Regions from separate parts of the Mus musculus genome. Here region 2 is linked to region 1. Evidence: chromatin contacts called from ENCODE Hi-C or POLR2A ChIA-PET data. All regions are on one chromosome and are shown on one strand. Each heading gives the region's core, a stretch centred on a gene start or an enhancer-like site at or near the end of the contact. The rest is flanking DNA. Distances are from core to core; before and after follow the strand shown. Region 1 holds the start of Tmem86b (transmembrane protein 86B). Region 2 holds the start of Hspbp1 (HSPA (heat shock 70kDa) binding protein, cytoplasmic cochaperone 1).

Region 1 (2,839 bases), core at 182-2,681:
TTTCCCCATCCTACTCTAGCCAAACTGGCCCATTTGGACAAAGTAACTCATACACTATTACCCCAGGTCCTTTCCACATGCACTTTCCATGCCCAGGATGGCCACACTTCCCATCTACACAGCTACATATCCTTATTCCTGTAATCCTAGCCCTTGAGAAAACTAAGGCAGGAGGATCCAACATTTGAGGCCATTCAGACCAGCCCTCATATATAGACATCTCAAAAATGACTCCTTACCTCCCCCACCCACCTCAGTCATGCTACACCTTAATTTTCTCCACACCACCCCTTCCAACCAGGTAATCCCACATCTTCCAACCAGTCTGACTCCAAGCCCCTGGCTGAACTGTGAGCTATGCTGTCACCCATCACTGCCTTCTGGCACCTCTGGATAACCCAGAGGACCTAGGGAGGGAGGGCTCCATATAATGAAAAGCTGTGTCCCAGTACTGACTCAACTCCACAAGAACCCTAGGTGTGTTGTCATAGAAGCCCCTGCTCACCATAAAAGAAAGCTTCAGGCCAGATGAGGCAGGCATCTCCCACAGCAGAACATACAAGAGCTCCCTGCAGGAGCCAGGTGCTGCTCCCACCAGGGGCCACAGCCCACAGGAACACAACCAGGCAGAGAATGGGCTGGCACTTGATCAGGGCACTGACCCAAGATGGCTGGTCCACAGGAATCCAGAGGAGGAAGTAAAGGGAGCAGGCAAGGATGAAGGGGGCCAGCCACCTGCGGACCTGTGGGTACTTCAAGAGAGCGAAGCTTCTCAGCCTCCCTCCCATTCGCAGCCAGTCCTGGGGGAGGGGTCACTGCAAGGCACTGTAGGAAATGTCTAATTCCAGTACTTAGCAGGTGGAAACGGGAGGCTGTTGATTTCAAAACCTGTCTAGGATACCCAGTGAGAACCTATTTTAACGGCCATCCCCCACACCACCCTCATGCCAGGACCCAAGCATGTCCAGGTTGGACTTTCGGGACTAGGATCTTTAGCCACCTTGAGAACCTTTTCATTCCTATCTCCTGCAAGGACAAAACCACGATACCTTAGAACCCAGCCTCCTGGAAGGACAGGGCATCCCCACCAACTCACCAAGCATAGAGAATCACAGGCCCCAGTACTGCCCATGTTCCCAGACCTGCCCATCCCCACCTTACAGGTTCTCACTTGGTCTGAAAAGAGTGTCTCCAGGGGCAGCCCCTCTTTTCTAGCATCCATGCTGAGTTGCTTCTCTTTAGGAGCCAGTGGCTTCAGAGGGCAGAGGGAAGTCTTGTGGTTACACATTAACCCAAGTGTCCTGTGGACTCTGGGGCTGATAACAGGGCTCACGCAAGGCCTGCTCTTGTCTGGCACTTGCTGATAAGGTACCCATCAGGCACCAAGGGCCACCCCCCAGCACTTAGAAACCTGGCCACCACCTCCAAAAGTGAGCCCCCTCCCCCAAAGTGGAACTCCCATTGTCTCACACCCAGCCAATTATAAGGAACAATGCAAAGTTCCACAGAGGGGTAGCCCTACAACCAACCCTGGAAAACAGGGGTCCTGCCACAAACACTGGTTAAATAAATCCTGCATTGTGCCTGAAGTCATTCAAACATTCCCTGGAAGGAAGGACGACCACACCACTGTACACTCATGTTCTGCAGCCTTCCCATGAACAAGATAGGGACCTACTGGATGCCAAGAAACTACTAGGTTCCTCAACCATCCCCCTTAGGGATGCTTCATTGTATGTCCATTCTCAAGGGAGCTTCCTGTCTCCTAATCTCTCCCACACCTTTGGTTTTTTGTTTTTGGTTTTTTAGATTTATTTATTTATTATATGTAAGTACACTGTCGCTGTCCTCAGACACTCCAGAAGAGGGAGTCAGATCTCGTTACGAATGGTTGTGAGCCACCATGTGGTTGCTGGGATTTGAACTCCTGACCTTTGGAAGAGCAGTCGGGTGCTCTTACCCACTGAGCCATCTCACCAGCCCCCACACCTTTGTTTTTGAGACAGGGTTTCTCTGCCCAGCCCTGGCTGTCCTGGAACTCAGTTTGTAGACATGGCTGGGCTTGAACTCACACAGATCCACCTGCCTCTGCCTCTGCCACCACCACATGCCTGGTGCCTCCTATCCCCGTAATGGCAGGACGCTCAGCTCCAAAGTCCAGGGACCTCTTGCTCCTTTTAGCAGGCCTGTTAGAGGATAGAGCTGAGTCAGCACAGCCCTAACTGATCTGCATTTTGGAACAGGGCCACGGAGGTACACATATCAGGATGAGAGCGCCCCAGAGTGCTAACTCCTGATGTTCTGCCTGATGTCTAAGTATTCCCCATCCCCTACACCCACACACACTCTCACAAGTGTGGTCCTAAGAGAATGTAGCTCTCTAGGCTATGAAGAGCAAGTTCACCCAACTCTGAGTCCCAGAACTCACAGTCCCACAGCAGGAATGTTCTGCTATCTTCCTTTATTTATATCTGCAGTATGAAACACAAGCTCTGCACACATACTTGCACACTCACACCAGCCTTGGGGGGGGCAGGGGGAGCTGGGACAAGGCCACTTGGCAGCAGTGCTGGAACCCTCAGGGCATGGGGTACCCAGCAACCCCCATTCTGGGCCTCTAGGGATGTTCCCCAGGGCCAGGGGCCGGATGACACCCTCTGTTACACCCCAAGGTGGTCCTGAGTGAAGCTGGGTAAGAGCATCTGCACCAGAGCACAGGCCAGCGGCCTCCAACCCCAGCGCCAGCCCCTACTGGGACAGACGGGGAAGGTGTGCTTCAGAGCTGCTGGCCCAGTTATTGTCCTGGCTTTCTTTCTTACTCCTCCCTCAACATATATAT
Region 2 (2,700 bases), core at 142-2,641, 54 kb after region 1:
GCAAACTATCTCATTGCTCTATGCCTATTTCCACCTTGGCACAACATGACACAACATGTATAAATTATTCTGTAACTTAACTGAATTACTACAATATTCTATGTATCGTAAATGTCAATTAAAAAAAGTTACATGAAAAATTCCTATCAACCTTTAAGACAATTCTGTAAGGTTTTATTATAGCTATTCCAAATTCATTGATTAAAAAAAAAAAATCAGAGGCAAAGAAAGGATGTGAATTGCCCAACCAAGGTCATGGCTGGCAACTGGCAAAACCCAACTACGTTGTGTACGAGTCAGTATAGACTGGAACATCAGAATTGCCTGATAAGACACTATCATTACTATTATCACCATCAATTCAAAAATGAACGAACACTTGAGGATTCGAAAGATTAAATAATATACCCAAGGTCACACTTGTGGAGACAAAGCTGAATCTAGTTCTGCCTGGGTCTAGAGAACCCAGCTTGCTTTTAGACTTTTCACTCATCATGAGACTTCCCAATACAAGGCTGCGATCGGACACTTTACAGCTGACCTTCACCCTATCATGATGCCACATTTAGACTCTAGCTCACCACCCAGGAAGACAACAGCTTGTAGCTCACTAAGCCACTCTCCCCAAGACACTTAGATCCTCAGGACCCTCACCCAACCTTCTTAGGTCCTCATACTTTACCTCCTCGCTCATGGGTTCTGGAGGGGGGTCTGGCTCCTGAGAACCCGCAGTAATAGCCATCTGCAGCAGGCCTTGGAGGTTCCGTGGAGGCCGGGGGTTGCCTGAGCCCCCCGCCGAGGAACCACTGCCCCCTGACGAGCAACCCTGAGAGGCCGGAGGCAACGCAAGAGGGAGGCGACTGCCCCCTGAGCCTTTGTCTGCCATGGACTTTCTGTGAAGGAAGAATGTGTTTAAAGGAAATTGATGGTCACCGCTGAGGCAGCAATGGTGTCCGGATGGGTCGACTCTTGAAGGTCTGCTGAGAAGGTGGAGTTTTGAAGGTGTTAGGAGTCTTCTCATGATCCCAAACCATTCTGCCTGCAACCACCTTAACCATAGCCCCCTTTCCTTCCTTCATACTAACAGGACCCTTGCCCAAATCCAGATGTCCCTCCTTGCTCCCTAGCAACAGGCCCCACCTACTCCCTGGCAACGAGCCCCCCCAAGCTCCCCAGCTTGCGTCCTCGTCTCTTAGCAACCCCACTGCCCCGCCTCCATGGCAACAAGCCTTCGCTCAGTCTCCTTAGCAACAATTCTCCTCCCGTGTCTTTGAAGAGGGGCGCCCCAATGGGGCTGATCTCACCTTGCCGGGTCTAGAGCTGCCACCACGCCTAAAGATAGACTAGGCTGCACCTGACTCTACTGGGCGCCGCCATCTTTACCGGAAATACGCAGTTCTCACACGGAAGTGCCTCACCCCAAGCTGTTTGCCCAGTTCTAAGCAGCACCTCTTAGCGGATGCGGCACTTAGCTCCGCCTCTGTCGACTAGGCCCCCACCACTTTCTCTTTGTCACGCCCCTACATTTCGCGCTTTTGTTATAAGCCCCGCCCCCTAGCTCCTCTGTTTATCTTAGCAAACAAGGGACTTTCATGGCGAACTCCTCCCCTCCCAGGCATAGGCCCCGCCTATGCCCATATTCCCCGCCTCTTTTCTAGGCCTTTCGGCCTGTCCCAGTCAAGTCCCGCCTCTTAGTACCTGGAACTTCAGCTTGTCCTGTTCGGCCACGCCCCTGCGTAGGCCACGCCCCTTCTCTGCTGCTGCTGCTGCTGCTGCTGCTGCTGCTGCTGCTCAGACGGTTTTGTTCCTCACTCAACTGATTTTAACTGCATTTGCTCCTAGAGTCTCGGGATATCTCCCCTAATATCCCACCTTTGTAACCTGAGACTCGGGCTCACTTTTTTCTAGGCCTCAGTTTCCCCATTTATTACCGGTTTCAGTGTGGAATACTCTGTGTGAGTTGTGTGTCTTCATGTGACTATGCATGGTGTGTGGGAAGTCCCATGTCAACATCAGCTGTCTTCCACCTTCGATCTTCCAATCATTTTAAAAATATTTTTAGAGTTACTTATTTATTTATTTATTTATTTATTTATTTATTTATTGGGTTTTTCGAGACAGGGTTTCTCTGTGTAGTCCTGGCTGTCCTGAAACTCACTTTGTAGACCAGGCTGGCCTCGAACTCAGAAATCTGCCTGCCTCTGTCTCCCGAGTGCTGGGATTAAAGGTGTGGGCCACCACTGCCCGGCTAGATTTTATTTTTAAAGATTGTTTTTAATTATGTAGTAGGGGAGGAGGCAGATGCCTGTAAATGCAGGTTTCTATGGGGCCAGAGACAAAGGACAAACTAAAGCTGTAGTTACAGGCAGTTATGAGACAACCAATATATATATATATATGGGTGCTAGGAACCAAGCTCAGGCTCTTTGCAAGAACAGTAAGTACTCTTAATGACAAGCTATCTCTTCAGCCTCTTAAATTATTGTTGTTCTTTTAATTTTTTTGTAGACTTACCTATTTACTTGTGTACAAATAGTTTGTGGTTGGTTAGTTTTTGTTTTGTTTTTTGAGACAGTGTTTTACGGTATAGCCTTGGCTGTCCTGGAAGTTACTCTGTAGACCATGCTGTCCTCAAACTCACAGAGATCCACTTTCCTCTGCCACCTGAGTGCTGGGATTAAAGGCGTGTGCCACCACTGA

The links. A loop is a pair of places that touch in the nucleus more often than their neighbours do. ChIA-PET counts read pairs that join two places held with the same protein, here RNA polymerase II (POLR2A).
Region 2: a loop to region 1 is called in a map of regulatory T cell, with 2.1 times the contacts of the local background. The contact joins the promoter of Hspbp1 here to the promoter of Tmem86b in region 1. A Hi-C loop is called at or near these places in 1 of 37 maps with a recorded cell type or tissue (regulatory T cell). POLR2A ChIA-PET finds 5 or more read pairs at or near these places in 2 of 5 experiments (Patski and embryonic stem cell).

The regions. Positions count from the first base shown.
Region 1 is chr7:4,629,051-4,631,889 of GRCm38, forward strand. It overlaps Tmem86b (transmembrane protein 86B), which reads right to left and starts at 1,432. Exons shown (of 3, transcript NM_023440.3): 1 at 1,172-1,432; 2 at 506-752. The coding sequence starts at 1,222. Ppp6r1 (protein phosphatase 6, regulatory subunit 1) reads right to left here. Exons shown (of 24, transcript NM_172894.2): 24 at 2,445-2,839.
Region 2 is chr7:4,683,590-4,686,289 of GRCm38, forward strand. It overlaps Hspbp1 (HSPA (heat shock 70kDa) binding protein, cytoplasmic cochaperone 1), which reads right to left and starts at 1,392. Exons shown (of 8, transcript NM_001360629.1): 1 at 1,305-1,392; 2 at 683-977. The coding sequence starts at 886.